Regions from separate parts of the Mus musculus genome. Here all the other regions are linked to region 1. Evidence: chromatin loops called from intact Hi-C (ENCODE). Cell type or tissue: left cerebral cortex. All regions are shown on one strand. Each heading gives the region's core, and the rest is flanking DNA. Links, peaks and the distances in the headings are about the cores only. Region 1 overlaps Opcml (opioid binding protein/cell adhesion molecule-like). Region 2 overlaps Opcml (opioid binding protein/cell adhesion molecule-like). Region 3 overlaps Opcml (opioid binding protein/cell adhesion molecule-like). Region 4 overlaps Opcml (opioid binding protein/cell adhesion molecule-like).

Region 1 (8,344 bases), core at 2,133-4,632:
GGTACCTCATGTAGTTGGTCGAGAATATACAACTCAACACCCTGACAGGTTTGAGCATGGTTTCCTGCAATGCTCAGGTGAAAGACCAGGGCAAAAGGTTGTATTCGCCAACTGTTGTATCTGCCAGGTGAGTAAATCAGAAGTCTAGAATTGAGAAAATTAATATTTGTTGAATAAGAGGAGCAAAGATAGCTGTGGCTTATAGAGAGAATAGGGTACTCTAAATGCATGGGAAGCTTTGGGAAGTCCTAGAACAAACCAGCCAAAATCAAAGAAACTACACATTACTAAAATGGGAAGCTATTAGCTAGCCAATGATGGCTGTTGTCAGTGAAGGGAAAGCCAGATATGCCATCTAGGTGGATCATGACAATGCTGAAGAGGTTGGCAGATGTTGAGATTTCTTGATGAGCTTTGATGGCATTTGTGCAAATGGACTATTTTGGAGCTAAGACATAAAACATCAGGCATAAAAGGGCTAGGCTACTTGTCTAGGCCCACACAAAGTTGTTTTGTTTAAGTTCTGGGTTTGTTTATTTTCTGTTGATATGATCAACATTTAACCAACATCATTAGGAAAGGAATGGATTCATTTCATCCCACACATCCATATTGCAGTCCAGCCTTGAAGAAAGTAAATGCAAACTCAAGCAAGAACTGAAGACATGAAAGAATGAAGTCATGGAAGGATGCTCACACTCAGACAGCTTCCTTATACAACCCAGGTTTCCCTGCCCAGAGCTGGTGCTGCTGACAGAATGTGCTGGGCTGGGCCCTTGCCTATCCCATATCAATCATCAATAGAGATAATCTCATAGCCATGCCCTCAAACTAATCTGCTCAAGGCACTTCTTCAGTTGAGGTTCTTCTTCGCAGGTGACTTGAGGGTGTGTCAAGTTGACAATAAAAACTAACCAGGAAAGCTCTGAGAACTTCTATTTCCCGCCTGAGAACTGGGGCAGGATTTTTGACTTTATAGCATCATTCAATGTTACTATGGGGACGGGAAGTAGTAATGGATGTGGCTGAGCTGATTGGACGGGGCAATAAACAGAACCTGTCAGAGAACTTTCTCCCTCTTCAACCTCTGTGGTCCAGGAACCTAAGCGAGTTTAGTCAAGTGTGATAAATCCTCTTGGTCATTTCCCAGAACTTCTAAGGCCATTCCCTTTTATTTTCCATTCTAGAAGGAGTGAACTTTAGCTGCACAGGTAATTTACACCTGTAATCCCATCTCCTAAGAGGTCAAAGCAGGAGGATAACAAGTGCAAGACCAACCTACATAGTGACACCCAGGCCCAAAACAAGAGTAAAAAGGAATAACAGTAGTTATTCTTAATAGTTATTCTTAAATAGTAATAATTTGCCCATGTGATGTCTAATTACCAGACATACTTAGTCAGTTCATTAAATTAAACATGAGCTTTAGAGTTTTAGCATTCACTAGGTAACTGTTGCATGCTTTCCCAGCTCGCCTACAGATTCTCTTCCACTTCCAAAACATTCTGTTTTTCCAGTGTTCTCCACTCATCCCATGTGGAGCTCTGGAGTAAGGGTTCATTTCCCTGCCTATTTTTTCAGTTGGAGGCAGTAAGACAACTCTAACTTTGTATTTTCATCAGGCCTCTTTCACACTGTGTTGACAAGAGCAGTGATGGGCTGGTCTCTAGATTGATGACTGCAGCTTGGTAAAATGCTGTACTCCTAAAAATCCATAATTGGGAGATCAATCAATACAACTGTACACACCTGCAAAAGAATTCATAGGGCCAACAGGCCCTGATTACTTCTACAGAAATGTCCTTGGCTTAAGCAGGTTTGCATAGAAACAGGGCCACCTTTAGCCTTGAAGAACTGTTCTCAAGTCAGGTAGATTGAAAGGAAAAAAGGGAGTCAGAGTCAAACCATCAGTGCAGACAGTTATGTCATGGAGGGATGGAGCAAGGAGAGACTCATAGAGAAAGTGGAACCAGGTCAGCAGCTTGAGAAAAACAATGTCCATTTTCCTAAGATGTTGTACAGAGACTGATGGGGCCAGCACAACTGTGAAAATCATTTCAAGGGCCCCTCCTACTCTCAGAAGACACCACAGACCAGTAAAGCATATTTCTCCCCACAGTCGGAGATAGGGTTACATCTTAGGACAGGTAAAGCATGAACACTCCACAGAAAGTATACTGAGTAAGTGCTTGCTGTAGCATCATCTCTGAGAGCTGGCTGATTTGGGGACATCTTCTTTGGCTACCTTGTGACTGACTGGATTAGAGGAGCTAAAGCACCAGCAAAGCCATTGCAAAACCAGTAAGCCCTGGGGAAGACAGCAGGTCTTTTAAGTTAATAGTGGTCTCTCTCTCCCTTACCACCCTTAGCCCACCCCTTTCTCCTGTAGGCTCCTGTTCATGGCATAAGACGTATGATTTCACATTGTGTGGCTAGGATTTAACCCCACAGCTGCCCACTTGTCTTTCAGAGCTCTCCCAGGTGTTGCTGCGATGCTCCAAGAAGCCACCCAAAGCAATTCCAGATATTTATTTGCCACCTGGCTCTCTTTCCTCCTTCCCGCTTACAGCTTTAAAACCCAGCCTCACGATTTGTTCATTAAACTAGTCAAAGAAGTGAGCAACATGAAATTAAAATGTTTCCAAGCATACACCATTTTAATCCCATTCAATAGATTATCCTGACATATTTACTCATGGCCATGTCTGTCTCAGTCTCATCCATGGAAAAGTATAAATTAAAATTTTAAATTAAAAGCAGAGAGTCAGGGGAGCTTGATATCTTTTTGAAGAATGGCACGAGTCAGCCACAGGCTCCCCACATGAGTGTCATGGGAGCAACGACTCCGGAACTTCAGAAATTACAGCTCACGGATTTCCCCCGCAAACACCTTCCCACATATAATGTACGGGATCACAGAATCCCAAAGACGGCCTAAACCTCCCAGGTCATTCTTCTTTTTCCATTTCTGCACATAAACAAGCCCTCGCTCACTTCCTGCTCAGGAGAAACCCAGAACTGCTAAAGAAATGATTTATTTATGAAGCCAAACGATACAGTGAAAATGGATTAGCTTGTTTTCTATCTGTAGGTTTTCTAGGTAACTTGTGGATTAACCAGAATAAACACTTTAATAAGAAGTTCCAGTCACAGGTCTGTAATTCACTAAAGACCAGAGCCTTTCCAGGCATCAGTTTTCTCGCTTAGAAGTTAAGTGATACATTTTTAAAAACTCATCATGTGGAGTGAATCCCTAAGGAGATGAACGTTCTTAACACTACTGTTAATGGCCGAGGACCACAGTGAACAATCTTTGCGTATTACCTCTTCACTCAACACTGTAAAAAGATGCCTCAGATATAACATTTGTGACTACTTATAACATTCTTCTCTCATTGTGCATATATGTCAGTTAAGATGTTTGGAAAATTAAGTTGGACATGCATCTTTTTGGATGCCATTTATAGATCATGCTGTCTCAAGTTTAGAAAGCAAAGATTGTTGCATATAAGTGGGTTGAATGGCCAAATGGAAGGCTGGCAGGTTTGTGGAGTTCATTCTGTGCTATCCAGAAGAGTCTTTGTATCTGAATAAAATCTTATTTAAGGTTTTCTTTATTTAAATAGATCCCTCATTAAACAGACAGATGGGCAGGGACAGATGGGGGAGGAGGGGTGGGCGACGAATTCGTCACCATTCATATAAGCACTTCTCCTGTATGTAGGATGTCAGCTCTGCCTGTTTAAAAATATATGTTATGTATTTTTAATAAGCCAATCATCTTCTCTAGAACAGTGGCTTATTTTATATAGATTATGCAAACCATCTCTCTTAAAAAATAAAATAGAAGGCAAGCAAACCTCTCTCCTTGTGTCAGGAAGGACCCAGAGAGATTCCCCAAGGGCAAGAAAATCTCAGGTAAACTTTTGCAAATGCTTCCAGTTCAGGCCCAGGAGTTGCTGGTTTGAATTCATGTCACCCAGAGCCTGCACGTCTGGCTGCTAGCATGGGTGGAAACAAATAGGCTTAGCCCTGGAGTTCCCAAGTTTCTCCAAGAAAAGCAGTAAAAAGAGCAGGAGGCTTTTCCCATGTGCCCGTGTGCCGAGGGAAGGGCAGCAGAAAGCCCGAAGCAGTCCTTAAGTGTATGTGAACTGCAGAGCCAAGCAGCTCTGTGGATGCTGAGTGCCAGCTGAGCCTCCATAGACACTTGTTAGTCTGCAGCAAAGGAGAGAGAGATAGGTTTCTCAATCATGGGTCTCAGGGAAGAAAGAGAGACAGAGGGAAGAAAAGAGAAGGGGAGAGGATAGAGGAAGGAGAATGAACAAGTCTTTCAGTTGGTTCCGAGTACGTAACTGATAGTCCACAGAGGAGGACTCACCCTGTGTTCAACTCATGTGAAGGCTCAGTGTAATTACGCTCTTCCTGAGCTCATATTAGCTACCAATTCCTGTGAGATTTTGACAATTCTGACTGCCCTGTGACACTTACTTACTTGGTATCCCACAGATCTGTCAGTGCCGTGAAAAACCATGCTTCACACTGTCCTTGTCCTGGGTCTGTACAGGCTTCCCATTTAATTTTTCCACACACACCTTGCCTTGCTCAAGTCCAGATGTGGGTGTCTCCTATCCACATTATCTATGGGAAAGCCAAGTAGAGTCTTGTTAACTTAAGCCGTAGGGGATTGAGGCCAAGTGGGGAATTACTTCTGTCTTGGCTCATTATAGTGAATAATAATGGGATACTTGTATGTGCATTTTGGTAAATTATTCATCTTGTGCACAGGAGAATCAGGCCAGAATATACATAATATGGACAACTGTCAAATCTGAGCTCCTAAAAATACCCAACCTAAGTGTTTACAAAAGCCCTGCTTCTTCCCTCCTTAAAGATGGAGGTCAGACTCACCTACCTCCTCCTGAGTTCTGTATGCAGCTCTCTAAGTGGATGCTCACAGTCAGCTATTAGATGGATCACAGGGCCCCCAATGGAGGAGCTAGAGAAAGTACCCAAGGAACTGAAGGGGTCTGCAACCCTATAGGTGGAACAACAATATGAACTAACCAGTACCCCGGAGCTCTTGTCTCTAGCTGCATATGTATCAAAAGATGGCCTAGTTGGCCATCACTGGAAAGAGAGGCCCCTTGGTTTTGCAAACTTTATATGCCCCAGTACAGGGGAACGCCAGGGCCAAGAAGTAGGTGTGGGTGGGTAGGGTTGTGCGTGTGGGGGGTGGGGTGGGAGGGTATGGGGGACTTTTGGGATAGCATTGGAAATATAAATGAAGAAAATACCTGATTTAGAAAAAAAAGGTGCATTTTATAAACTATTTGTCATCTTAGTGTAGCTCTAGAGTCACTTGAAAGAATCTGAAGCTCTCAGTCAGAGCTCGGCTTTGTGGTCTTTGACTCTCATCAAAGGTAACTGGGAGAGAAAGAAATGTTTCCAGGCTAGGTCGGCTCTAACATCCCTCTCCCCACATCAGCCCTGATCACTCTAAACTAATGGTAGCTGAGTCCATTCCCAGGGGAGGTTTTTGTTTTGTTTTGATATTAGTTTTTTTGTTTTTGTTTTTGTTTTGTTTTGTTTTTGCTTTATAAATACCCTTTCAGTTGTCCTCTGACACTCCTGCTTTTTCATGTTCAGGACAGAGATCTAGAAAACCTTTGTGAAGACCTTTAATACTCTTTCCAATTCTAGGAAAATGAACTTATGGAATAGAAAAAGTTGGGGGACCCAGATATTTCTTTTCTAAGAATCAAGAGACTGATCTTCTTACATCTTCACTTATAACACTTTAGATCATCATCGTCGTCACCATCAAGTCATCATCGCCACCATTTTCCTGTTAACACTCTACAACCATTCATACCTATTACCAATGAGAGTAGTGTTATTGAAGAAAGTGGGGTGATTTGTCAAAGATGCTTGTGACAAACGACAGTTGGCTCATTCCTTGCCAATGGCTGTCATCCTTCATGAAACTGTAAAGTGTTAGTTGAGAACTCTTTCTGCCTTTTAGGGACACTGCCAAGGCTCACCACTGATGTTTCATGATCAACAGAGGGAATGCACCATGATGATGAGGGTGATGGTGTCACAGGTCAAGGGGGGTGGGAAGAAAGGAAGGCCATAGGGAAGTTGGGGTTCAGATATCAAAGAGTAATCCTTGGCTACATGCTGGATAGTTATTTTCAACCTAACATAACCCTAGCCATATCTTAGAAGATGACTCACAATTAAGAAAATGCCTTCATACCATTGGCACACAGTCAAGCCTATGGGACATTTTCTAAATTAGTGACCGATGTGAGAGGGCTCAGATCATTGTGGGTGTTGATATCTCTGAATGTACAAGAAAGCAGATTAAGCAAGCCATAAGGAGCAAGGAAGAAAGCAGAGTTCCTCTGTGGCTTCTGCTTCTCAAGTTTCTGCCTACAGGCCCCTGCCTTGAATTTCTGCCCCTGATTCCCTTCATCCCTGACTGTGAACTGGATACGTAAGCTGAAATAAATTCTTTCCCACCCACATTGCGTTTGCTCCTGGTGCTTGCCCACAGCAATAGAAACTCTGACACACACTGTCTTCAAATTGCACTGTAGAAAAGACACAAGAGTTTCTTTTTCAATTCTTGTTAGTCATAGGAACCAAAAACCTGAACACCAGCTGCATAAGCCAGGGGAGAAGAGGAGGCAGTATTTGATAGATACACTAGATGTGGGTTGCTTCCTGGTTTGTTTTTTTATGTGTGTGTGATGTTCTTGATAGAAACTGGGGGAAGGTGGGGGATCCCTGCTTTAAAGATGGACAAACTCTTGATACTTTCAGAGGTACAGAGTTTTCTGCTCTGGTCTTTGGGTACAGGGAACTAACTATACTTCCAATTGGAACAAATAACTTATCAGTAACTACTTAGGACTCAACAAGGACAGTTTTCCTACTCATATTTTCTCACCCAATAATGACTTGCCAAAATGTAAATGTTATTTTTTTTCAGAAGTAAAATTCACCAAAAAGTAAATAAAAATTTCACCAAAAAGTGAGTCCAGAGAGTGGTGGTTCTAGAATTCTATTCCATTTTATATCAGTCCATCTTTCCACTCTCTTACTCTTCCTTACCCTCCCAACAGTAATCTATAAGACCTCTTTTATAAAGGCTGCCCACATTCTATCCTTTTCCAATTGACCAGTATTGTAAAACTCTCTATTGTAAGCTTATAGGTAATATATGGGTGAAGAGACTCCTTCAAAGTGTTTAGATAAAGCATACAAGCTCCAACAAAGCCAGATAATAAGCCAGGCCAGAAGGTTTCCCCTGAAGGAATCTAATTAAGAACAAAGCATATGTGCATTAACATTCTCTTCTAGCTAGCAGGTTCACCTCTGAAAGTGTTTTATTGTTGTAAATCTGAGAGAAGCCTTATTGTTAGGGTAAAGAGGGGAAGCAGAAACAGTGAGAGTTAGGGAGGCTTCAGGGTTTGCTACAGCCATGGAGGAAACCAAAACTAAAACCCTCTGAAACAGGCCTCATCTCAGTCTCTTGGAACTGACTACAGCTCAGAAGATGTTAGGAGAGGGAAGTTGTCCTTGCTACTTAAGGCTGAACTTTTTTGGCAAAGGGAATGGCCAAGAATTAATCAGACATTTTTTGGTTTGGTTTGGTTTGGTTTGGTTTTGATTTGTTTTGATTTGCTGGTTTCCTGACAGGGGAAATGTTACCAAAAACTCATATGTACACCTCAAGACCCAAGATGGGAGACCCCCCTCTTATAACATAAATAAAATCAAGCATACCTTTACAGCTTTGAGGAATGATAATGGCTGCTTTCCTCATTAAAATTTATTATATTGTTAAAAATAGGAATCCACATAGGTCATTCAGGAAATGTGTGACAGGTGCTTATTAAACCACCAAGTAACTCCATCTGATATAGAGTAGGTAGGGTTTTTGAAAGACCTCCTTACACAAGGTTATAATTCCCATCTTAAATGCCCAACAGCCTCTCCTGATTCTTCCATGAGAACATAGTAAATTCTGCATTCCTGTCCCATGGCAATCCTCCACAGTCAAAAATGAAGGAGATGATGCTATTCTTCAAAGTCACCTCATTTTGATCTCAAGATCTTCCTTTTACTACTTTCATAGACTCCTGGTTCAAATCAACCAGTTCCCATGTGTGCTTAGAAAACACAGCCTGCTAAAAGAGCAACCAACTTCAAAACAGACTCACCCTCAGAGAAGGTATAATTTAGTGATTTGAGCTTTGCAATGCTTAGAAATTTGAATATATACATTATATATACATAATATATTATATGTATTATTAATATACAATATATTCAT
Region 2 (8,344 bases), core at 2,123-4,622, 240 kb after region 1:
ATGCTCAGGACAGAAATTTGTCTTCTACAGAATCCGCTTGAGTAATTATAATGCCCACCCATACTGGGTAAACTGCAAGCTATGAAGATAAAAGTGACTGAGGCCAGTGTAGGAAGACTGACAGTGGAAACAGCATTAAAGGCAAGCAAGGCCCACATATGCAGAAAGAAGCTGGGAAGTCAGGAGTAGGAAAAGAAAGAAACTTCAGATCACTATGTGGATGGAAATTGTGTACATTCCTTACTGCTCCCATCCTTGCTGTGCTTTCAAATGTATAAACGTCTCATTGTGCCAACTTATGCAGTCGGGCAGATGAGGACAGCAGGTGTGGTAGGTTTGCCATTTCTTGAACATGCATTTCTAACATGCAGGGCATCAGAGGAGCTCTTCAGACAGCTAAGTTGTGTATGTACATGTGTGTGAGAGAGAAAGGAGGGAAAGAAGAGGAGGGGGGGAGAGGGAGAAATATTGGGACTAAAGGTGTAATTAATGAAAAATGGAAATGAAAAAACATCTTGATCCTTGATGGTGGTATAGAGTAAGCTAAGCATATGTAAGATGGAGAAAGGTCATGTGCTCATAACTGACCTGTGCTAACCAAAGCTGCCTGTAAGACCTGATCCATGACCCTGCTCTCTGTGAAGCATCTTTTAAATGTCCAAGCAAAGCATGTCTATTGAAGACAAATCCTTCCATTTCCTTCTAAGCAACTGATTATCTAGGTTGGTGTTTCTTTTCTTGCAACATATAAACATTTCACCCTATTCTCATTTTTTTTTTTTTTTTGCATAGTGTCTAAAGAAATGTCCAACAGAATTCTTATACTGGCTCTTCTATAGCAGGGAAAATTCCCTACCTAGCTTTTTTCAAGAGTTTTCTTCTTCATAAGAAACTTGAACATTTTCAGTTTGAATGTAAAAGGCTTAGACATGGTCATTTATTCTTTTAAATTCTCCTGCTTAGGGTTCTTAGACCTCCCTGAATATGTGGTTTGGGTGTTTGGTATTAATTGTGAGTTTTTTTTTTTCAGTCACTATTATTAGAAGGAAGTCTTCTATTCCTTTTTCATTTTCTTTTTCTTTTTCTTTTGCTTTTGCTCCTGGTATTCTCATCATGTGTGTATCTTCTGCGCCTTCCTCACAACTTTTGAATTTTCTCAATATTGTCTTTTTGTTCCTCTTGGACTTTTAGTTTGCGAAATTTTTAATCAGTTTATTTTCAACCTTCTCAATTCTTTTCTTAACTATGTTTACTCCTAAAATGAGTCCATAAAAGATAGTTGTCATTTCTATAACATTGGTTTTTTTGTTTGTTTGGTTGGTTGGTTTTTTTGGTTCTAGAATTCTCCTTTATTCCTGTTAGAATTTCAGTCACTCCACTTATGTTAACCATCTGTCCTTACATGTAGTCCATGAGTTTAGCATATTAATCACAGTTATTTTAAATCTTCCATTTGATAATTCTAATAATATCTCTGTCACAACTTAGTTTTATCTGATATTTGCCCTGTTTCAAGCTCTGCTTTTTTGTCTTTTAAGTTAAGAGCCTGGAATTGAATACTTTCCCTTCCTTCATGTGTTAGGTTCTAGTAAAATTTATTTTCTTTGAGGGAGGGCATTTCTTAAGAAAATGAGAATCCACTGAGTATATTTCAAAGTGGCCACTTTGTACTTTTTGACTGTCCAAGATCTACTCCAAGAAGATTTGGGGAATCCTAGAGATAAAATTCTCAGAACTGCAAAGGCTCCCCAAATCCAGCCTCTGAAGTTCCCAGGTGAAGTAATCATTAGTCTATGGCTTTCTAGAATAGCAGAAGAGACAGACGCCAGCCATAAGCCTAGGTCACCATGAGCCATGATTCTCTCTATTTCCCAGTCTTCATGATCATGGCTTGTCCTGCTGTCTCAATTTTCTAATATGTTCACATGAAATTCTTACTTTTAGAATGTGGAGCTTTGTTTCCAATCCTCAATTCAAAAAAAAAAAAACCCTAGGAAATGTGGTATTTTCAATTGTTCTTGCCCCACTTCTGTTGTTATAGCAGAATAGACTTTGGTAAACACAGAATCATGCTTCTTGGTCCTCTGAAGTTGTGCAGGGCAAGAGATTACTGCTAAAAGAATATAAAAGTACTTAAAGCCCATGGTGAGAAATAGCATGGGATCCTTCTAGAAAACAATACATTTGAAAGTAGGACTCTATGTTGCATGAAACCATATACACAAACAATGGCCTAGGAACCACATAGCCAGCAAAAGACCTGAAAGTCTCTGCACAGATCTGATCAGCTTAGATCTTCTTTGCCCAGAGGCAGTCTACAAAGATTTGCAGATGACTATCATGCAAATGTACTGTTTTCAGCAAAAAAGTTAACAAGGCACACAAAGAACACAGGAAAACATGGCCAAATCAAAGAACCACCAAAAAATCAACACATGCCAGGTAGATGTAATTTGTAAATATATTTGAAATGCTCGTTATATTTCTGCCTTAAGCATTCCTAAGGAACTATAAAAAGATGAATGTAAATAACTATAGGTGCGAAGGAAGAGAAGGCTCAGTATGTAAAGCACGTGGGAGCTGAGCCCGAGGACCTGAGTTTGAATAATCAGAGCCTACATCAAAGCTGGACAATATAACTGCAGATGACCATCTCCTAGTGTACCCCTACAGGGGATGAGAGATGAAGACTGGAGAACTGTTTTTTTCAAAAGCCTGTGGGCCAGATAGTCTGGCATACCTAAGAGGGAACAATAAGAGAGACCCTACCCTGAAAGGTGAGGACTAACAACTGAGGTTGACTTCTGACTTCACCAAGCACACATAGCATGGGTTCTACCCCCACTCACACATGCTGGGACATGCGCATAGAGGCTCAGACATGGATAACTAAGGGCAATTATGAAAGCAAGTAAACAAAATTACAATTTCCACCAAGATGTAAAGAAATCTTAAAATAGCATTGAAAACAGATTTGTGGATCTGAAACAAAGGTAATAACAATAAAAACTCACTAGAGATATTCCACAGCAGTCTTCAGGGGGAAATGAGCAGTTTGGGAAGTGGTCATTGGAAACTAGAATGAAGAACAAGCAAAAGGGGATGGTGCAGTAAAACAGCAGGAAGGAGGAAGCTTCAGAGGAGAGAGATGATCTAATCTCAGGAATCTGTAAAACATCACCAAGCTACCCAATATATTCAAATTGAGAGTACCAAAACGGAAAGACATTTTACAAAAAGGAGTTTATTTGAGGATCTAGCCGTCAAATGTCCCAAATTTGAAAGAAGGAATGCATACATAAATATAAGAAGCTTACTGAACCCGACTTGGGGTGAACCCAAATATAACTACACGGAGATCCGTTATGATTCATCTGTCAACACTGAAGATGAAGTGAGACTCCTGAAAGCGATAAAAGACAAACTCACGAGGCGTAAGGGAACCAAAGAAAGGTCCTCTGCATGTTTTCCTGTCGGAGAAGCGCACCCCAGCAGCCCTGCGGTTTGTATTTAAAGTGCTGAAAGCAAGTAGCAAAAACAAACTGTCAATCAAAAGTTCTGTATCCCGTGAAAACATCCTTCAAAAGCGGGGAAAGAAATTCAACCCCTTTCACATAAGGAAAGCTGTGGAGACATTATCACTAAGCCTTCCCTCTGAGAAAAGCTAAAAGGAGCTGTTCAACTGAAAACACGAAGAAGCTGGAGAGAAAACTAAGAAATTCAAAATGATCTGGCAAATGAACCAATGAAAAGAAAAACTATTTCTATAAGTTTGTTGTATTACTCCATTTTAAATTTTTATAGGATTTCATAAACCTTATTAGTAAATAAGTTTCAAATTAAAAAAAATCCCACTCCAAAATTAGCCAGTCTGAAGGTCTATACAAATACAGAACTCAATGAACTATACAGTTAGAATAGCCATTAGGACAAGAAGCTGTGGGGCTTTGCATGGGATTTTAAACTTTCACTATCACATATACGTATTTATACACCACCAAACCCAAAAAGTTCATGGCAGTGTTAAAAACCAAAGAAAGAATTACCTTTAAACCTGAATTATCATTATTACCTGAATTCAATTCTTACTAGGAATTGAAATGTAAAATTAAGGTTTGTCATGGTAATCTATGTCTATAATGTAAACATTGAGCCAAAGGCAGGAGGAGCCAGAGTTTGAGGCATTCTGGGTTACAGAGGGTGACTTTATATCAAAAGAAAGACAACACTATACAAAAGGAATATTACTTCATGTAATGATTATATAATATATACTAACTTATAATTTATATCAACAATATAGTGATCTAATAGTTTTTGTATGTAAATGATGATGTTATTTATTTAAAATAAATAGTAAAGAGTTCAAGATATTGAATTGAGTCATCATTTAACTATGACAACATACCACAAAAGAAATACCTATGGATCATTCATAAGCAGAAATGAGAGAAAAGCAAATTATGTTCTTCAGGCAAAAACAACTAATTGCAAAGAAAAGCAATAAATGAGGAAATTAGTCGGGGAAAGTTATAAATAACAACACTATGTAATAGGCCCCTTTATCATTAGCTTGTTTACTTGTAAATAGAAAAAAAAAAAACTGTCCAGTCAAAGGACACAGAGAATAGATCTGACCAGAACAACATGACCTAATTATGTGCTATAGATAAGAATTATGGCTGAGGTTTAAATCCAGGCACTTTGAAAGGAAAGGAGTGGAACCAGTTCCCTGCAACTTATCAGAGAAACCTAGGACCATATCACACAATGTAGACACTCAGAGAGGTAAAGTATATGACATAATGACAGCAGGATTAATTTCCCAAGAAGATACAACAATTTTGAGCATGCATGTAACAAACAACCCAATATCAAATCAAATCAAACAGCTTTGATAGAATAAGAGCAAGACATAATGCCAACAATAATATTGGACACACTACTAATCTACTTTCAACAATGAAAAAATGGCAAAAAAGAGAAAGTAAAAATGTAAATATCATTTTAGGTAAAAGATAGTGAACACACACAGAATACTCTACAAACTATAGATGAACTATATAAAACACACATAGAACACCTCACACATAAAGGTAGGTTATACATTTTCCTAAAGGACATATGGGACATTTGCCATGATCCATCATGTATACAGCCTCAATATAAATCTTGACCAATTTATTTTTTATTGGATATTTTATTTATTTACATTTCCAATGTTATCCCCTTCCCCAGTTTCCCCTCAGGAAACCCCCTAACACATCCTTCCTTGCTCTGCTTCTGTGAGGGGGCTCCCCCACCAACCCACCCACTCCCACCTTGACCAATTTATATAGTGTGAAATGACACAAACTACTTTCTGATCACAATGGAGTAGGGCTAGACATCTATAATGGCAGGCGGGAAGCTGGAAATCCAAGAGTGTGGAAATTAAACAAACGCTCTTAAGCCCAAAGGAGAAACAGATATCCTTAAAGAAGAAGTATTTGAAAAAAACAACACAAAAGCTCAACACACACAAGCATATGGGCTGCATCAAAAACAATGTGAAGCCCGCGTGTTACCATTCTAAACACAGATGAAGAAAAAAAAAGAAAAAGGTTTTCTTTTTAAACAAGCTAACTTTAAACATGTAAAGATATAGAAAGAGAAACTAAACATAACACTGGATGGTCAGAAACATCAACATTCTAATAAAGGTAAACAAGACAGGTGGTAGAAAGAGAGAGAGAAATAAAGCCACAATTATATCCTTGACCAAACCACAGTTTATTGTTTAAAAAATTAACCTATCTGGCAAAGCTTTAGCTAGACTGTCTGAGCGAAAAAGAAGATTCAAATAAGAAACATCATAAAAGGAAAAGAGGACATGGCAGCATCACAAATAACTTTATGGAAACCAAAAGGATTACTCAGAGTAGTGCGAACAAATGGATGTCTGTAAATAGATAACCTTGGTTAACTGGGGAATTCTTAGAAGTAATTCCGCCTTTCCAGACGAGATGGTAAGGAAAGAGCACATCTGAACAGTTCTGTACCTAGTTAGAGACTGAATCACAAATCTCCCAACAAAGCCCAGGCCCAGTGTGTTCACGAATAACCTCTTCCAAGTATTAATTGGCAATAGCCTTCTTCAAACTCTTCCAGAAGTAATGAAGAAGTGCAAGCACCATCAACCTCATTCTGTGACCCAGTCATACCCCAATAACAAGATCAACAAAAACTAAAATGATAGACAAAACCTCTTACGAATCTTGACATACGCATGTTCTGCAAAATGTTTACAAATGGTGTTAAAGGTATCCTAAAACGACTATGTAGCACTCCCACATAATATTAACTCCTGTAATGCAAGGATAGCTAACATATAAGAATTGATTTTTATCATGTGTGTTCTTTTGTGATTGGGATATCTCACTCAGGATGACATCCTCCAGATCCATCCTAAGAATTTCATAAATTCATTAATTTTAATAGCTGAGTAGTATTCCATTGTGTAAATGTACCACATTTTCTGTATCCATCGCTCTGTTGAGGGACATCTGGGTTCTTTCATCAATGGGAGGAAAGGTCCTTGGTCTTGCAAAGATTCTATGCCCCAGTATAGGGGAATGCCAGGCCAGGAAGTGGGAGTGGGTGGGTAGGGGACCAGGGAGGAGGAGGAGGGGATAGGGGATTTTCGGAGAGGAAACTAGGAAAGGGGATAGCATTTGAAATATAAATAAAGAAAATATCTAATATAAAACAATTGATTTTTAAAATAAACTACAATAACATATTGAAAAATGAGCAAACAAAACAAAAGAAAGAAATCACACACTAACAGATCAGCTGATGCAAAATAAATAAAAAACAAAATAGATAAATGCCTAAACTTTAAGCATACACTCAACACAGAACACACACACACACAACACATACATGTATATGTATATGTGTGTGTGTGTATGCATACCAAGGTTAAGAGCATACTCAATGATGAGAACACACACACAGACACATATGTGTCTGTGTATGTGTGTGTGTGTCTGTGTGTGTCTGTGTGTGTTTGTGTGTGTGTGTGTATGCATACCAAGGTTAAGAACATACTCTATGATGCATACCAAGGTTACAATGATATGTGTATGCATTCCAAGGTTACAATGATGAGAACACACACAGACACAGACACACACAGACACGTATGTGTGTGTGTGTGTATGCATACCAAGGTTAAGAACATACTCAATGATGAGAAAGGTAGTGCTTTTCTTCTAATAATGTGGGTTGTAGACAAAGATGCCAGCCAGTGTCTACCACGTCTATTGAAATGCCTTAGAAAAATCTAGAAAGAGAAATAAAGCAGGAAAAAGATGGTTCAAAAACATCCCCCTTGGAAAAGCAGAAGAAAGAAATCAGTTTACAAATGACATAATCTTACATGTCAAAACTTTTGAAGAATTTTACCAAAAACTAGAATAAAAATACAGTAAAGTTTCAGAATATAAAATTACCACACAAAAATCACTTGTACGTCTGTATAAAAACAATGAGCAATCTGAAAAAAATTATGAAAAGGATTCTAAATTTTTTAAAAGGAGTAAACAGTCTGGGTGTGTGGCTCTGTGGCAAAGTAATTGCCTGTTATTTGTGCCACCCTGGATTCTGTATTCTATCCCTACTACAAAAGCTAAAAAGACCCAAACTGGGGTGACTAGGAAGGTGGAAGGCTTATACACGTAAAAGTGTTCAGGAAGGTTTGAAATGGGTTAAAAAAAAATACCAAAAGGAATGGAAGCATATCTCGTCTGTGTGACAAGGCAACCTCAATAGAGTGAAGATGTCAGTGCTTTCTGAAAGTGAGCTCAACTCACTGCAATCTCAGGCTTAAGCCCAGTGATTTTATTTTTGCAAAAATAGAAAAATCTATTGTAAGCATCACATGGAACTGCAAGAGACCACAGACAGCCAAAAAAAAAATGTTCAAAAAGAACGACATTGGAAATCTCATATTCCCTGGTTTAAAACACAAATGCAAAGTTACAGTCATCAAAATAATGTGGCTCAGGCATAAAAGCTTATAGACTCATGAACACAGCATAAATCTAAGGAATGTTAGATTGTTTGTGGTGAAATAGAAAAATTATTAAATAAAAATATTTTCAACAAATTGTTTTAGGAAAACTGTATATTCATATGTAGAATTTGCAGTTGAAACCCTTGTCTTATGCCACATGCACAAATCAGCTCAAATATAAGAGCTGTGTAAGCCAATAAGCGAGCAGGAGGGAAGCTGAGTACTCTGGATGTGGTAGTAATTTCCTACGCACAATACAATATTCAAAAGACACGAAAAACGAAA
Region 3 (8,344 bases), core at 3,676-6,175, 74 kb before region 1:
CCCAGTTTCCCTCCCTCCCAGAAAAAACCCTATCCCATCCTCCCTACCCCTGCTTCTATAAGAGTATTCTTCCACCCACCCACCCACCGACCCACTACCACATCCCAGCCCTCCATTTCCCTATTTTGGGGCATCTATTGAGCCTTCATAGGACCAAGGACCTATCCTTCCATTGATGCATGACAAGGCCATCCTCTGCTATATATGCAGCTGGAGCCATGTGTATTCCTTTGTTGATGGCATAGTCCCTGAGAGTTCTAGGGGTCTGGTTGGTTGATATTGTTGATCTTCCTCTAGGGTTGCAAACCCCTTCAACTCCTTCAGTCCTTTCTCTAACTCCTCTATTAGAGCCCCACACTTTGTCCAATGGTTGGCTGCTAACATGCACCTCTGTATTTGTAAAGCTCTCGCAGGGCCTCTCAGAAGACAGCCATAACAGGCTCCTTTCAGCATGCACTTCTTGGCATCCACAATAGTGTCTGCGTTTGGTACATGGGATGAATCCCCAGGTAGAACAGTCTCTGGATAGCCTTTCCTTCAGTCTCTGCTCTATACTTTATCTCCATATTTGCTCCTGTGAGTATTTTGTTCTTCTTCTAAAAAGGACCAAAGCGTGCACAATTTGGTTTTTCTTCTTCTTGAGCTTCATGTGGTCTGTGAATTGTACTCTGGTTATTTAGAGCATTTGGGCTAGTATCCACTTATCAATGAGTGCAAACTATGTGTTTCCTTTGGTGATTGGGTTCCCTCATTCAGGATGATATTCTCTAGTTCTATCCATTTACCTTAGAATTTCATAAAGTCATTGTTTCTAATAGCTGAGTAGTACTCCATTGTGTAAGTGTACCACATTTTCTGTAACCATTCTTCTGTTGAAGGACATCTGGGTTCTTTCTAGCTCCTGGCTATGATAAGGCTGCTATAAATATAGTGGAGCATGTGTCCTTATTACATGTTGGAGAATCTTCTGGGTCTATGCCCAGGAGTGGTATAGCTGGGTCCTCAGATAGTACTAAGTCCAATCTGCTGAGGAACTGCCAAACTGATTTCCAGAGTGGTTGTATCAGCTTGCAATCCCATCAGCAATGGAAGAGTATTCTTCTTTCTCCTCATCCTCACCAACATCTGCTGTCAGTTGACTTTTTGATTTTAGCCATTCTGACTGGGGTAAGATATAATTTCAAGGTTGATATTCTCTTTATTTATATTTTAAATGTTATCCTCTTTACTGGTTTTCCCTCCAAAAAAAAAAAAAAAACCCTATCTCCTCCTCCCTCCCCCTGCTTACCAATCTGCCCACTCCCCAGCTTCCTGGTCCTGGCATTCCCCTACATTGGACCACTGAGCCTTCACAGGACCAAGGGCCTCTCCTCTCACTGATGACCAACAAGGCCATCTTGTGCTACATGTGTGGCTGGAGCCATGGGTCTTTCCATATGTACTCTTTAGTTGATGGTTTAGTCCCTGGGAGCTCTGGGGGTACTGGTTGGTTCATATTGTTGTTCCTCCTATGGGGCTACAAACCCCTTCAGCTCCTTGGATCATTTCTATAGCTCTTTCATTGGGGGCCCTGTGCTCAGTCAAATGGTTGGCTGAGAGAATCCACCTCTGTATTTGTCAGGCTCTGACAGAGCCTCTCAGGAGGCAGCTATATCAGGCTTCTGTCAGCAAGCACTTGTTGGCATCCACAATCGTGTCCTGGTTTGGTGATTGTACATGGAATGGATCCCCAGATGGGGTAGTCTCTGGATGGTCATTCCTTCAGTCTCTGCTCCACACTTTGCCTCTGTGTCTCCTCCCATGAGTATTTTGTTCCCTGAAGTACAATGGAGTCATCCTCTTCTTGTCTTTAAATGAAAAATTGCAGAGATTTCCACATACAGTCCCCAAAGAAAAGGAGGCTTGTTCAAGCCATTAGACAGGCTCAAGGGAGGGGAAGGCACAGGCCTGAAGTTTATAGGCTCAGTGTTGAACTCTCTTGAACCACTGTAGCCCCCTGATTCTCAGAAGCATCTAAGAAACAAGATGGAGTTGGGATGTGCTCAGCATGTGAATCTTTATTACAAACCAGCATCCAGAATAACTGTGCAGAGCCCACGAGAAGTAATCTCTGTGCACATGCACTTAAGCAGAGCTTTGAGTCCTGGTGTTACATAAGATGAAAATGTTCTGAAGACTGCTGCACACCAATGATCTGGAATAGTCCTTACACACATAAAGAGTGAAGAGTGGAAGGGCAAGGCAAGCCATGTTAGCTTCCATATACAGAGTCTCTTCGGTTTCTGAGATGATGAGTTTGCTTTACTGAATTAATATGAAGTGGAGTGCAGGAAGTTCTTCATTAGAGCAAATTCATCTTCCAAATCATCTTTTCCCTAGGCTAAAAATAAAGTGTATTTCACCTCCTATGTGCACCAACTGACAAAGAAGTGTCAGCAACCTTGCGATATGGTGTATAACAACATGGAGGCGATTTGAATTAAAATCTAGTTTTAATTCAAAGAGGACAATACGTGTTCCATTAAGTGGGCAAACTTCAGAATAGATAAACACCTAGCTTGTTGTTTTTACCCAACAGGTAAATTGCTTAGTGCTTAAGTGCATATCATACTTGATAATTCTAGGTAACATACCACCTTTATACTTAGTTGGGATTCTGTCAAGAGTTGTTGAATCAACAGTTACCTTAGTCAATCTTTTTTTTCTTCAATTGTCAGATATAATTTATATGCCTGGTAAAATACTTAAGCAAGATAATAATCAAAAATTTAATCAGGGGCCTAATCATGAGGCTATCATTTGGGCAGCACTAACTACCATGTGAGATAGAATCCTGTGGGCACAGTTGAAGCAATTCCTTCTCCTCCCCTCCCTTTATCCCATAACTCTTCCTCCTTTGAGATGGGACCCCAACCCTGCCTCCAGCTCTCTTCACAGCTGTCATTCTGAAGTACACTTAGGGAAAGGTCTCAGCTTGAAACTCCACCTTTAAGCCAATGCTTTAGTTCCTATGGTTTTTTATTTTTTATTTTTCTAGAACGGCTACTTTAAGCTAATCTGTCATTTTATATTTATTTATTTGTAGTTTGTATCTGTGAGTGTTTTGTCTGCAGGTATGTATGTAATACATGCTGCCCATGGAGGCCAAAAGAGGGCATCACATCTTGTAGAAGTGGAATTATAGAGGCCTGTGAACCACTATGCACATGCTGGGAACAAAACTCTCCAGTCCTCCGCCAAAGCAGCTATGCTTGCTCTTATGATATACCACCTCTCTAGCCTCTAAACTTTTGTTAGCCCCCTTAGAGATGGAATCAACCTGTCAAAGTCTGTAGCCTGTTTAGAAAATTTGACTATTACACAAAGTAGCCACTCCCATTTGCTTCATGCTATGGATCACCAAACTACCATTCATTTCAAAAAAGATAATTGAAGACTGTGTGATGAAATGAAGCCCCCCAGTGCAGAGAAGGACTTCATCAGTGCTGGTCATTGTGTTTTTAGGAAGAGACATAGTGCCATGCACAGGTTGATAATCCTAGCACATATTGGCTCATGGAGAGAGAACTTTCAAGTGCCGAGGCAACTAAGCTTTCCCTGACAAGGACCAATGTGAGCACTAATTTCTCTGCATTTTAAGTCTCTTTACATAGCACTCTTTTCTGTGCATGGGGTGAGTGGGCAGGGCCATCTGTTCACATATAAACACCCAAAGAAAAAGTGTTGCATTTTGTTTGCACACCACAGAGGTACACTCATGTTGCCACAGTTTCCTATTGTAATGAAGGCCCCTGATCATAAATATTCCATGCATTCTCCATTCCCTTCAGGCTCTGAGTCATGTCTGTTCAGAAAGACAGTGTTCTCACAGGCTGCCACTCACAGCCATTGTGAGAGACAGACACTTCAGTCTCCACTAGGCAAGTGTTTATGGAATTCACAAACAGAAGCCGGCTTTTCAGAAACACACATCTCAGCTGAGCCTCCTGCACAGATGTCAGATTTCTGCAGAAGCCTCCCGGAGGCTCAGAGAGCCTACAATGGACTATTTTTAGTTCTGATAATTAATATTGGAGGAGAAAGGGAGGAGGATGAAAATGTAGCTCCAGCAAAAAAGGCAATTACCATCTATCCCATATATTGTCACCTATGAGATGTGTTGGTTTCAAAGAAATAATAAAGAGAAATGCGCATGAACCCATTGCTTTCTGTATCACACCTCCCATGAAGTGGATGTTTAATTCTTCCCTTTCTGAATTCTGGAAATAGCTTGGTCTCATAAGTTAACACTTGCAGCTAGGGCTGTGCCAGCCTGCATTTTACTATGACAAAGACTGTGTCTGTTTCCCAATGTTGAAAAATAAGAGCTCGCTTCTCTCACACATTCCCAGTGAATTGGGATCAACAACTGTCAAAAAGAAAGCCATGGTCAGGGTCCTCCCATTCCTCCTAACTGGTCCCAGAGTCTCATTTTAAACCATTCTTCCAATCCCTTACCACTTCACTCAAATTTGTAGTTCTTATGCAGATCTCTCCATTGCCCGTCAAATCCCTTAAGAAAAGATACTTTTGTACCTATTAATGAAAACCCAGTCCATGATGATTCATAAAACAACATGACGCCTCTGTTGCCAGGAAACTCTGGGAAGGGTAGTAGGAACCACCATAGTGCCAGCAAATGTCTGTGCAGCAAGCACCTTGCTAGGGCTAGTCTACATTAGTGCTGAAGCTTAGGAGAGTGGAGAGCTGCTACAAGGAGTGACCAGCCACAGTGAGGTGGTTTATCAAGTGAAGGTACTTGCTGCCTACACCGATGACTTGAGTTTGATTCTCAGAACCTACGAGGTAGAAGAAAAGCCAAATCCATTTCTGTTAGTGTCACTTTGAGCAAAACACATGTTGACACCTGTGTCTGAGAGCACACACACAAAGATATACACACAAACACTAAATAAATAAATAAAAATAAATAAATGCAATGGGGAAAAGAACACTGACCATTTAAATTTCTGAATTCAGCACTTCTTAAATGTATTTTGTGGTCTCCTCAATTCTGTGAAACTTGAATAACATTTGCCCTTTTCCATCAGGTTCTTCTCCTCTTATTTCCATTCAATCTGGCTCTCCCTCTGGCTGTCCCTGAGCACCTGTGTCACCAGGAAATGGTGGCTTTTCTGAGCTTGTATACACAACCTATATTTCAACAGATTTATTTGTGTGTGTATGTGTGTGTGTGTGTGTGTGTGTGTGTGTGTGTGTGTGTATATATATATATATGTGTGTGTGTGTGTGTGTGTGTGTGTGTGTATGTGTGGGAAAGTATATTTGTGTATGTGTGCATGTATGTATACTTATATATATGTAGATTTGTATATATAACTATATACATATAAATATATGCATTTATATAAATTGATACATACATTATATATTGTGTATATGTATATGATGTAGATGTATATATATGTGTGTGTATACACACACACACACACACACACACACACACAAATGACTTCAATGACATTAAGGCTAATCCTCCCTGAAGTACTCAGTTCTGAGACCCTGGAGATATAGTCACTGCCACTGAGGACGGGGAATCTACAAACTTTCTCTGCCTCCCTGTTCTCTTCCTGGACCTCTAAGTCCATCATCAGCTCAAACCACTGAGTTTCAAATGGAGTATTTGAGTCCATACTCTCTTCTGTATTTCTGCCGTCACTACTCCGGTTCAAATTCTCATCACTCCTTGCCTGGACAGCTTGCAGCAGCTTTCCCAACTGCTAACTACTACTGCTGTTGTTACATTCTCTAACATAATCTGAATTATATAATTGCCCAGCATAGAGCCTCAGGAGTTCCCTATCATGTGACAGCATCAAAATTTAGCATGTTGCATAAATGGCTGCTCTTTACTCTATAATCTCCCACATGTCTGGTCTACTGTAAGAGTACAGTAGATAACTAAGATATTTGAAGGTGATGTTTTATATCTGCCTTTATGATCAATTAATTTGACCATGCATTCATAATGAACTCCATCATAAATTATATTACAGATTGGAAAATGAACTCTTTATTCTACAGTATTCTGTTGTATATGCTTCTTGATAGGAAATTCCTCCTGACACCAGGCCACTCCCAGCTCTGTCTACTAGAACACTAGCAAGTACCATCATCTACCAGAAAACAATCCCCCAGCAAGATAAGGTCTTTATGTCTCTTATTTCTTTATTCTCAGTACCAAGAATCCTGGTTTGTTAAGAAAGTGGGGAAAAGCCTCAAAGATATGGGCACAGGGGAAAAATTCCTGACTAGAACAGCAATGGCTTGTGCTGTAAGATCGAGAATCGACAAATGGGACCTCATAAAATTGCAAAGTTTCTGTAAGGCAAAAGATATCATCAATAAGACAAAAAGGCCACCAACAGATTGGGAAAGGATCTTTACCTATCCTAAATCAGATAGGGGACTAATATCCAATATATACAAAGAACTCAAGAAGGCAGACTCCAGAAAATCAAATAACCCCATTAAAATATGGGGCTCAGAGCTAAACAAAGAATTCTCACTTGAGGAATACTGAATGGCGGAGAAGCACCTGAAAAAATGTTCAGCATCCTTAATCATCAGGGAAATGCAAATCAAAACAACCCTGAGATTCCACCTCTCACCAGTCAGAATGGCAAGATCAAAAATTCAGGGGACAGATGATGCTGGCGAGGATGTGGAGAAAGAGGAACACTCCTCCATTGTTGGTGGGATTGCAAGCTTGTACAACCACTCTGGAAATCAGTCTGGTGGTTCCTCAGAAAATTGGACATAGTACTACTGGAGGATCCTGCAATACCTCTCCTGGGCATATATCCAGAAGATGTTCCAACCGGTAAGAAGGACACATGCTCCACTATGTTCATAGCAGCCTTATTTATGATAGCCAGAAGCTGGATAAAACCCAGATGCCCCTCAACAGAGGAATGGATACAAAAAATGTGGTACATTTACACAATGGAGTACTACTCAGCTATTAAAAAGAATGAATTTATGAAATTCCTAGGCAAATGGATGGACCTGGAGGACATCATCCTGAGTGAGGTAACCCAATCACAAAAGAACTCACATGATATGTACTCACTGATAAGTGGATATTAGCCCAAAAATTTAGAATACCCAAGATATAAGATACAATTTGCTAAACACATGAAACTCAAGAAGAATGAAGACCAAAGTGTGGATACTTTGCCCCTTCTTAGAATTGGGAACAAAACACCCATGAAAGGAGTTACAGAGACAGTTTGGAGCTGAGATGAAAAGATGGACCATCTAGTGACTGCCATACCTGGGTATCCATCCCATAATCAGCCTCCAAACACTGACACCATTGCATACACTAGCAAGATTTTCCTGAAATGACCCTGATATATCTGTCTCTTGTGAAATTATGCCGGGGCCTAGCAAACACAGAAGTGGATGCTCACAGTCAGCTATTGGATGGATCACAGGGCCCCCAATAGAGGAGCTAGAGAAAGTACCCAAGTAGCTGGGGGGATCTGCAACCCTATAGGTGGAACAACAATATGAACTAAACTGTACCCCCCAGAGCTGGTGTCTCTAGCTACATATGTATCAGAAGATGGCCTAGTCTACCATCACTGGAAAGAGAGGTCCTCTGGTAGTGCAAACTTTATATGCCTCAGTACAGGGGACCGCCAGGGCCAAGAAGTGGGAGTGGGTGGGTGGGGGACTTTTCGGATAGTGTTGGAAATTTAAATGAAATAAATACATAACAAAAAAAATAGAAATAAAAAAAAGAAAATATTTCCAACAGAATTGACATTGTGAAGTCAAGCAAGATCTAAGAGTTCTGGAGTTCTCTGGGCTATGTGGCTATGTCCTCCACATTTAAGAAAAGTTACCCCAAGTAATGGGACAAATTAAGGAGTTTTTGTTTGAGAATCAACAACAACAAAAAATCCTTGTGCTTAATTCCCTAACAAAGTGTCGGAAAGAAGCTGTGCTTTTGTGCTGACTTTTTTCTCCAATTTTCCCTCCATATGCATCCATACTTAGCCAGACAGAACTGTGAGTCCCCTGAAAATGCAGCTTGCAGTCCTTTCTTTGGGGCCTTCCTTCATTCACTCATACCTATAGCTGCAAACATCATTTTCTTTTAGAAAATAAAATTAATTATCAGTGCTAACTTATATAAGATTCTTTCCCACCTTGGTTGTAATTGTATACTTTGAAGAGTAAATTTGTAAATACTAGATGTTTGTTTATTTATTAATATTTTTCCTCTGGCATTCCTTTCCTTTCTTCCTGAATCCCTTCTTTCTCCCAACTAGTC
Region 4 (8,344 bases), core at 2,915-5,414, 160 kb before region 1:
TCCCAGGGGGTTACTCTCAACAATAAGTTATTCTGGAATTAGAAAAAATATGAGAGAAAAAATAAAAGGAAGAGGTGGTGGCTAGACAAAGAAAAGACAGAGAAGACTTCCCTGGCTGCCTGCTCTGACTACTGGGGTGTCCCAGGTGTCTCCTTCTCAGTCTACCCCCAGAGACTTGCAGGGGAATTGTTGGGAAGAGTTCTGGGTGCCTGCATGTTATATGAGAGAAAGGGCTCACTCACCTTTTCCCTCAACCCTAGTTCCCAGTTCTTGTTAGTGTGTGAGTCAATCAGAGCCTCTGGCTGTGAAGCCCACATTCAAATCGACAGTCAACCAGTTTTGCTTAATGAGATCAGTTTACCCTGATCCCATTTACCTCCAGTGGAGGATGACTCTCCCAGGTTGGAACATTCCTAAGATTGGAGAGGTTACCCCAATTAAAATGCTCCAAACAGTACCTTCCTTCTTCCCTTTCCCTCTCTGGATCTCATACTAAGAGAGGCAGCTAATTAACCATGCTCACTGCTTTTAAACTGTGAAGGAAGGAACTTCCCCCACTGCTGCCATTTCTAGAGTCATTTCTTAAGCTCCAGCAATGTGGGAACAAACAGTTAGCACTGTGGGAAGCCCAGGATAGCAGGTGCTATGAGGGGGAAAGGGTGTGGGGAGACAGGGAGAAATGGAGCCCGGAGGAATATGGGAGGTCAAAATGCTGGTGTTACAGAGATGAATCTAGTCTATGGGATGCAAAGATCACTCACGCAATTTCCAATATTGAACTAAACACATCAAATCAAGTCATTCAATTCTTGTGTTTCCTCTTTGAAAAATTCATAAGCTTCCCTGAGGACCTGATGGGTCAGGAGTAGAATAACACCTTCTAGACCATAGAACATTGAGGTCTAGAAGGCTAGACCAGAGCAAGCTTTAGTGTCAGACGAAGGTGCAATAAATAACATCCCCATGAGATGAGCATTTGCTATTCAGCACAGAACTTTTAGGGACAGGCAGAACCAGGAATGGTGATTGGAAAGGATGGAAAGAACTCATTTTAGAGAGAATACCATTTCTACAACCTTGTAGATAAACCATGAAATGCTCCTCACTCCCATGGATAACAATGACCCCTGTAGGCTCATCTAGTTAAATACTCAGTCACCAAGGACTGGAACCCTTCGGTCAGATTAGAAAGAGTAGCCTGTGTTGGCTTGTTGAAGATAGTATCAGGCTCAGTTTCACTCTCTCTTTGCCTACAGGTCAGAATGTAGCTCTCAGCTACTGTTCCAGTGCCTGTCTGTGTGCTGCCCTGCTCCCTGCTATGATGATAATGGACTGAACAGCTGAAACTGTAAACCACCCTCCAGTGAAATGTTTTATTTTATAAGAGTTGCCTTGGTCATGTATCTCCTCACAGCACAGGAACTGAAACTAAGGCTGCCACACAGTCTTTCCTCTGCACATCAGAAGCCTTGTCATTCCAACCGTCTTTGGATGTGGAGACTGGCCTAGGAAGATCACCATTGTGCCTCCCGTTCCTTTGTCCCTGGAATAATATAAGGTAAATATTAGACCATACTCACATGGTAAATCAATAGGAATTCTTTGACCACGTTTGAAATGCAAGGTGTTATGCTTTCTTTTGGTGCTAAGAACATCACACACGTACCAGCTCATGGACTCTACTGGATCTCTAGTGGCTAAGGCACAGGGAAGGAAGAAAGGAATTATCTAGTCAAAGGAGGATATATCACCACTAGGAAATATCAGTTTATCAGTAACTCAGTTAATCAAGACATATTATTGCACTTTATGAGATTTGCCCAGAACATTGAGAGAACGGGAAAGCACAAACTCTTAGTGCTTAAGCCTCTAAGTGCTATGTCATTGATGCCCTGCTCATGTGAAGCATGCTAATAAAACATGCTGTACTCAGCTATATTGAGCTGGTAAGGATGCCTGTTGAATATCCCATAACTCAGTGTCAGAGCCTGTGTGTATATATGTGTTTGTGTGTGTGTGTCTGTCTGTCTGTCTGTTCAAATCTACTTGAGTTAGTAAGTTAGACACAGGCCTCTTAGCAATCTACCTGGAACTTCTAATGAAGCCTTCCTAAACCATGATAGGGACACTGATCTTAAAATGTCAATCAGTGCCTTCAGCATACATCTACTCTGCCTCTTTCATAAAGTGGTCCTAACCACATCTCCAGTGGGAGATGAGGCTTGCTTGTTTCCATCTTCCACTATCCTTTTATGTTTAGAAAAAGAACTATGTTTTCCTTGCCTCAGCTACACACTGACACATTGCAGAGAAAATTTAATTATAGTAAATTTGGTTGTAAATAGTAGAAACCCAGTTTAAAACACCTTAACCAAGAAAGTGTGATTCACAGAAACGTTACCCTAGGGAGAGAGAGGTTTATAGGAAGAAATACAAATGGTTATGAAAAAGAAATAGCACAGAAAGCCAGTGGTCAGATTTAGAGCCAGGGGTCTTCTCAAAGATTCTCAAGGATGCTCAAGCTAGAAGGAAGAAGGAAAGGAATAGTACTGAGATTCCCTCAACATCTGGCCAAGCGAAGGGGCTCAGTGTGTAAATTAAAACACATTATCTCCAGGGGTGGCTGCAGTGTGTTGGTGTGGAGCCAGGCTGCTTATTATTTTCTATTGAAGCCCACAATTTCAGTTCAGCAGCAAGAGTCACTGTGGACCCACTGCTGAGGCCAATTAGATCTACAGGACTTGTAAAGCTGGTCTCAATTTTATCAGTGTCCAACTGATTTCAATAGCATAGAGAAGGCTTTACAACAGACAGCAGGCAGCACTGGGTGCCTTTCTAATTCCAATTTTACACTTACTATGATACATGTTAATTTCTATTCTTATATTACAATCTAAAAGTATTTAGAATAGATACTATCAAATTCTATTCTCCTTTCCTCCATTAAGGAAAAGTCTTATTACTAATTCTTTCTGGTTTATAGGTGGGGGAATGGAGGCAGAGGTATAGTCAATTGCCATCAGAGAATGAGTAGATGTAAAGTTAGATGTTTCTAGATAAATCTAGATACAGGATCACCTTATTTCCAAGCTTTCCTGAAGTTTATTGGTATTTTTATGCTGTTTTCAAAATACTGAGCAAAATCCTTAAGTACCTCTGTGCGATGTGTTCTCTCTCAGGTTTGTCTAACATAGAGGGTTGTTTCTTGCAGATCCAGCTCCCTCTTCCAACTTGAACATGGTGTTTCTTGCCTGGAAGGTGTCTACCCAGGGAGCTAACAAGTGTTCCTATCACCGTATCTTTCCTAATGGACTTCTATTGATCCTCAAAGGTCACTTGAACATTATCTTCTTGGGGAAAACTTGCTCTGCACTGGGTCAGGTCTTCCTGTGTTCCATTCACGACATTCGCCACCACAGTGGCATTGTACGTGCTGAATTATTTGATCTCTGAGTATCTCTTCCCTAGAAGGTCAGCTTTTTAATTCAGTGGGGGCTCACTTCTACCTTATACCCCATTTGCTGTGGGCGAGGGAAAGCAGTTATTGTGAATGAAGCAAATGAGTGAGTTAATGAATAAATAAGAAATAAAAGATGGAGAAAGCATGACAACAAACAGCAGCAGCATTGCCAATTCCAATTTTACAGGGAATTAGTTGAGGTTTTTACTTGGTATGGTACATGTTAACATCCATTTTTATATTTATCCTCTAAAGAGCCCGATGAAGATGCTAAACATCATTTCAGTACAAGCTGAATTTCTAGCTGCTCTGTTTCTGACACGCATAGTTTCTCAGCTCAGAGTGGGAAATATAAATACAAATACTGACTACATATCCAGTGCAACACCTCGAGCCATCAAGATTGCCCGCTCCAAGAGGAGTCACTTCTCTGGGGACTTTAGAAAGGGAAGCCCGGGAAACTGCCATCTGTTCTCTAGTGAAGACTCCTCCTCTCTAGAGAGGCAGAATACGGGTTATCACTAAGGAGCTATCTGCTCATGCTTCCCAGCCATTAGGGTTAGTGTTGAACTATGATAACTGGGTCAGGGACATCAGGTAAGCAGTGGCATAGGAAGACTGCATCTGTCTGCCAGAATAGCTTACTGTGCCCTCCTCCTTCTCAGGCATCAGATCTTCAGCCTCCCAAGGAGGAGATTCTCAGGAATTTATGACTCAATCAACTCACCCAAAAGGAGCATAAATGGGATTAGTTTTAATATTGTTAAGTTGCAAAAATACAGGCATATGTGCATGCCAAAGCGAAATGTACGCAAGCAAAGGGGGGGAACATATGGGCACCCATATGGTGAAAAGCGCATTGCTAGACCTTCATACACTTCTCATTTACAACAAGAACCAAAGTTAGTGAACATAAATTTGCTTTGCAAAAATGTGAGAGGAACAGCTTGTTTGCCCATAACTGTTCCACTGTGCAAGATATGTATAACCTTGATTTCTCATCTCAGACACCTCTTTCTCACACTCCAGGGATTAATTAGGCTCTAAACATGACTCCAGATTAGAAACAAAGATCCTGGCTGCCTTGCAGAAAGACAAAGGAGCAGTAGTAAGGACGGATGATGCAGTAGGTCAGCTAATAGGTGATTCCTATCAGTGGCTGGAACTTGGACATGGGGTGGCTTAGAAGAGAAACAAGGCTGGTAGTTCTCAGGGGGGTTATTTTAATTGAAGCAGGGGAGTAACAGAAATCACCAACAGACAACTGCATGGCTGTGCCTTTCATTAGGAGACTGTGCTTTTGTTAGAACAACATGATGTGGAGCTAGAAACTTAGTCAGGCATTGGAAAGTGATGTGGAGGAAGGAAGAAAAAGAGGAGAGTACAGATGATACTCAAAGTTAGTGGGTACCCTTGGGTGCCCCTGATAACAAGCAGAAGTTGATTTAAAGTGCACCATTCTAGTTCGAAGCCACAGGAACCATTTTTTGTGCAGCACAAAGAGGTCCAGATTCAAAGCTCAGAAACTCGGACACTTTTGTAGATGCCCAGCTTAGCCAGCTGGGAATCACCTGACAGCTTTTTGACCTTTTCCTTTGTTTCCATACCCGTGAAACTGTCATAGCATTCCTTCTCTGACTTATTTGGAGAATGGCGACAATCTCATGTGAGATGACACATGTGGAAGTATAAACTACAGATCTCTCTATAAGCACTTATAATGAACACAACTGCTTGCTGATTGATTATTAATGGAAAGCTAAAGGTTCATTTTACTTACTACTTTTTGTAATTTTATTTTGAAATAAATATTGATTTACAAGAAGTTGTAAGAATAGTAAGCAAGTTACATACACTTACCACTAACTTTTCACAATTATGGTCTTTTATGTTAATTGAATATGAATATTGATTAAATCTACATAGATATATGTGTATACTGTAATGATGCTGGGAAACTTCCATGGGCTTTTATGTTTTGCATGCTTATTCACATGTGTTTGACCACAGCAATCAAGATGTGACATGTTCCATACCAAGGCAGTGCTGGACCATTGGCCTCTTCTCCATCTGCCCCTATCCCTGTAAGTCACTGATCTGTAGTCTGTTGTTATACTTTTTCAGTTTTAAGAATTTTATGAAAGCGGGATAATATAGTGTATTAACTTCTCTACTAAACATAGTGCCCAGAGTTCATTCATTCATTCTTTCTAAATTGTCAAGTGAATAAGAGTTTCCTTTTTTCTTTCTTTCTTTCTTTCTTTCTTTCTTTCTTTCTTTCTTTCTTTCTTTCTTTCTTCCCTTTCTTTCTTTCTTTCTTTCTTTCTTTCTTTCTTTCTTTCTTTCTTTCTTTCTTTCTTCCTTCCTTCCTTCCTTCCTTCCTTTCTCTCTCTCTCTCTCTCTCTCTCTCTCTCTCTCTCTCTCTCTCTCTCCCTCCCTCCCTCCCTCCCTCCCTCCCTCCCTTCCTTCCTTCCTCTCTTTCTTTCTCTTCTTCATCCTCCTCTGCCTCCTCCTCTTCTTCATCTTCATCTTGCTGTGCAGTATTCCATGGTGTGAATATACCATGCCATAGTTTAGATACACGCCCACTGAAAGAAATTTGGCTTGTTTCCAAATTTGTCTATTATAATAAAGCATCTGAATAAATTTTCAGTTTACAGGTAGAGAACAAAAACATTGACTTGCTTAATGACTCAAGAATAAAGGGATTGGGAAATAAAATTAAATCATAGTACATTTCTCTCAGGACTGATGGAACATTAAATAAATTAAATATAAGACTGGTACTGAGTGCAGTTATATTGATAGATAGGGATGAGCAGTCTTGGAGGTCATTGGACCCCCTCCACCCTGGTTGCCTTTGGACTCTGCCTTCTGTTTTCTTGGAAATACCCAAATGTGAAACATCTGCTTTGCCAATCTTTAAGATTTAAAATTGCTTTGTTGAAGCCCAGTAAGGGAAAAATACTTTCTTCTGGTCCAAAGCATTTAACCTGAGTTCTAATTCTCCCCTGGGTGGAGACATGACATTCTGGTTTGCCCTAAAGATTAGAACATTACAATGTATTGTCTACTCCCTCAAAGTTAATATAGCTGAGCCTTGTCAATCATCTGTACCATTTGTACATCTGTCTTTACATCTGTAAAGGTGATTTACCTAACAACATGCTAGGGAGGTAGGAGGGGTAATTATTCCTTGTTGAGACATTGCATGTCTCCCCCAAACCCTCTCCTGATGTAGCTGCTTATAGACCTTCTGCCCAGCAGTACTACTAATAAGCCTTCCCACTTTTCTGAGTACAGGCTCAAAAAGGATAATTTTGATTTTTCCCCTTTCTTTTTTTCTGATACTGGCCAAAGGACAAAGCATGCTTTTCCTTACATTCCAGGCTTGCTCACTATTTCCCTGAAGCCCCTTCTCCTCCCCTTTGGAACGTAACTGCTTGCTGATATCTATTGCTAAGCCTACCTTCTCCCATGGATTTTAACTCAAAAGGTGCAGCTGTCTTTCTTCCTCTTATTCATCTCCCTCTTTCTAGCAGTCATGGTTTACAAGTTGCCTGCTCTGTCATTGTTTTTTCAAATTAATAAAATGATCCTGGAGCTTTGTTCTGAATCTGAAAAGAGTTTTTAAACCCTTTTGTTAACAAGACTAAGAAACCTAGAAAGGAATTCCATAATCCTAGTTACACAGTGAACTCCCAACATGATAATATCACACACACACACACACACACACACACACACACACACACACACACACACATTCCATAGTAACAATCCATGGTCCACAGTGATGGATACTGTTGGCATTTTGTCTAGGTTCTGTCCCCACAGTTACCTGGCAACAGCCAGGTGTGCCTGACTCAGTATAAAAGGAGCTGCTTGCCCCCTCTTCTCTCTCTTGCTCCCTTCTCTTCTCTTTCCCCTGCTTCCTTACCCTTTTCCCCTTCTCTCCCCCATTTCCCTCTCTCTCTCCCCATGTGGCTCATGGCCAGCCTCTACTCTTTAAACTCTCTCTCTCTCTCTCTGTCTGTCTCTCTGCCTTCTTCTCCTACCCTGAATAAACTCTATTCTAGACTATACCACTATGCCATCGTGTGGCTGGTACCTGAGGGGGAAGGGATGCCTCGGCTTGAGACTGCAGAGGTAGCCCCTTTCCCCACATCATACTGTGCCTCTACCAAGCATATACCTAGCTCTTCTCTCATCTTTTTATAAAACACAACAGATACTTGCCATTCTTTTTTTAAAAAAAAATTTCATCCCAAGGATTATCTGATGAGTTTGAAATATACTGCCCCATCGTACAGTGCAAGAAATGAGGCTAAGGGTGGGTAAAGGGATAATTCTCCTTATTAAGAGCCGAACTATCAAGCTCAAGTGCAAACCACTGAAGTCCACATACATCCAGTGAGATAATACACCACCTGCAAAGGAATCATACCTACAAATATGGCCACCCCACATTTGGGGCGATAAGGAACTGGTAAGTGGTTTGAGACTTTCTCCCCATGGATTATAAAGGAGCAAATAAAGCCTATGGGTGAAACAGGCATAAATCTGTATACTTTCAAGCTCAGTATTAAATAGAGAAAACAAAAGATAAAATCACCAATCAAGTGAGAACCACGGATGTTGGTTTTGCTAGCACTAGCTCTGCCACAACCACAGAAACCATGTACCTAGCAATGCCATGTGTTACAACAATACCATATTCTACTTGTTTCTGATGACCACCAGGATACTGCATTTCCTCCAGGAGAGCCAAGCTGAGTAGATTTTACTCAGGATCAATCCATTGGGTCACATAGATTTTTCATTGTGACAAATTAGAAGCAAACAACCAGAAGAAAGGTGGCAGCTAGAAAATAGGCACACTGA

The links. A loop is a pair of places that touch in the nucleus more often than their neighbours do. Peaks named below come from ENCODE experiments on the same cell type or tissue, not always from the same donor. Only the 100,000 strongest peaks of a DNase experiment are listed, where the experiment ranks them.
Region 2: it touches region 1 in a loop (10-fold over the local background); 3 of 42 quality-filtered maps call a loop at or near these places.
Region 3: it touches region 1 in a loop (13-fold over the local background); 2 of 42 quality-filtered maps call a loop at or near these places.
Region 4: it touches region 1 in a loop (12-fold over the local background); 2 of 42 quality-filtered maps call a loop at or near these places.

Annotation. Positions count from the first base shown.
Region 1 is chr9:28,658,400-28,666,743 of GRCm38, reverse strand. The region is part of intron 2 of Opcml (opioid binding protein/cell adhesion molecule-like); the gene reads right to left. Among named protein-coding and RNA genes, the nearest start is that of Gm39313, 270 kb to the right of the region's middle. In left cerebral cortex, for the core only: no CTCF peak of the experiment used is centred there; DNase peaks (open chromatin) are centred at 2,272, 2,894 and 3,638; H3K27ac peaks cover 2,223 bases.
Region 2 is chr9:28,418,634-28,426,977 of GRCm38, reverse strand. The region is part of intron 2 of Opcml (opioid binding protein/cell adhesion molecule-like); the gene reads right to left. Among named protein-coding and RNA genes, the nearest start is that of Gm39313, 27 kb to the right of the region's middle. In left cerebral cortex, for the core only: no CTCF peak of the experiment used is centred there; a DNase peak (open chromatin) is centred at 3,377; H3K27ac peaks cover 1,166 bases.
Region 3 is chr9:28,734,111-28,742,454 of GRCm38, reverse strand. The region is part of intron 3 of Opcml (opioid binding protein/cell adhesion molecule-like); the gene reads right to left. Among named protein-coding and RNA genes, the nearest start is that of Gm15520, 300 kb to the left of the region's middle. In left cerebral cortex, for the core only: no CTCF peak of the experiment used is centred there; DNase peaks (open chromatin) are centred at 3,779, 4,267 and 4,612; H3K27ac peaks cover 1,054 bases.
Region 4 is chr9:28,818,244-28,826,587 of GRCm38, reverse strand. The region is part of intron 4 of Opcml (opioid binding protein/cell adhesion molecule-like); the gene reads right to left. Among named protein-coding and RNA genes, the nearest start is that of Gm15520, 210 kb to the left of the region's middle. In left cerebral cortex, for the core only: no CTCF peak of the experiment used is centred there; DNase peaks (open chromatin) are centred at 3,949 and 4,311; H3K27ac peaks cover 937 bases.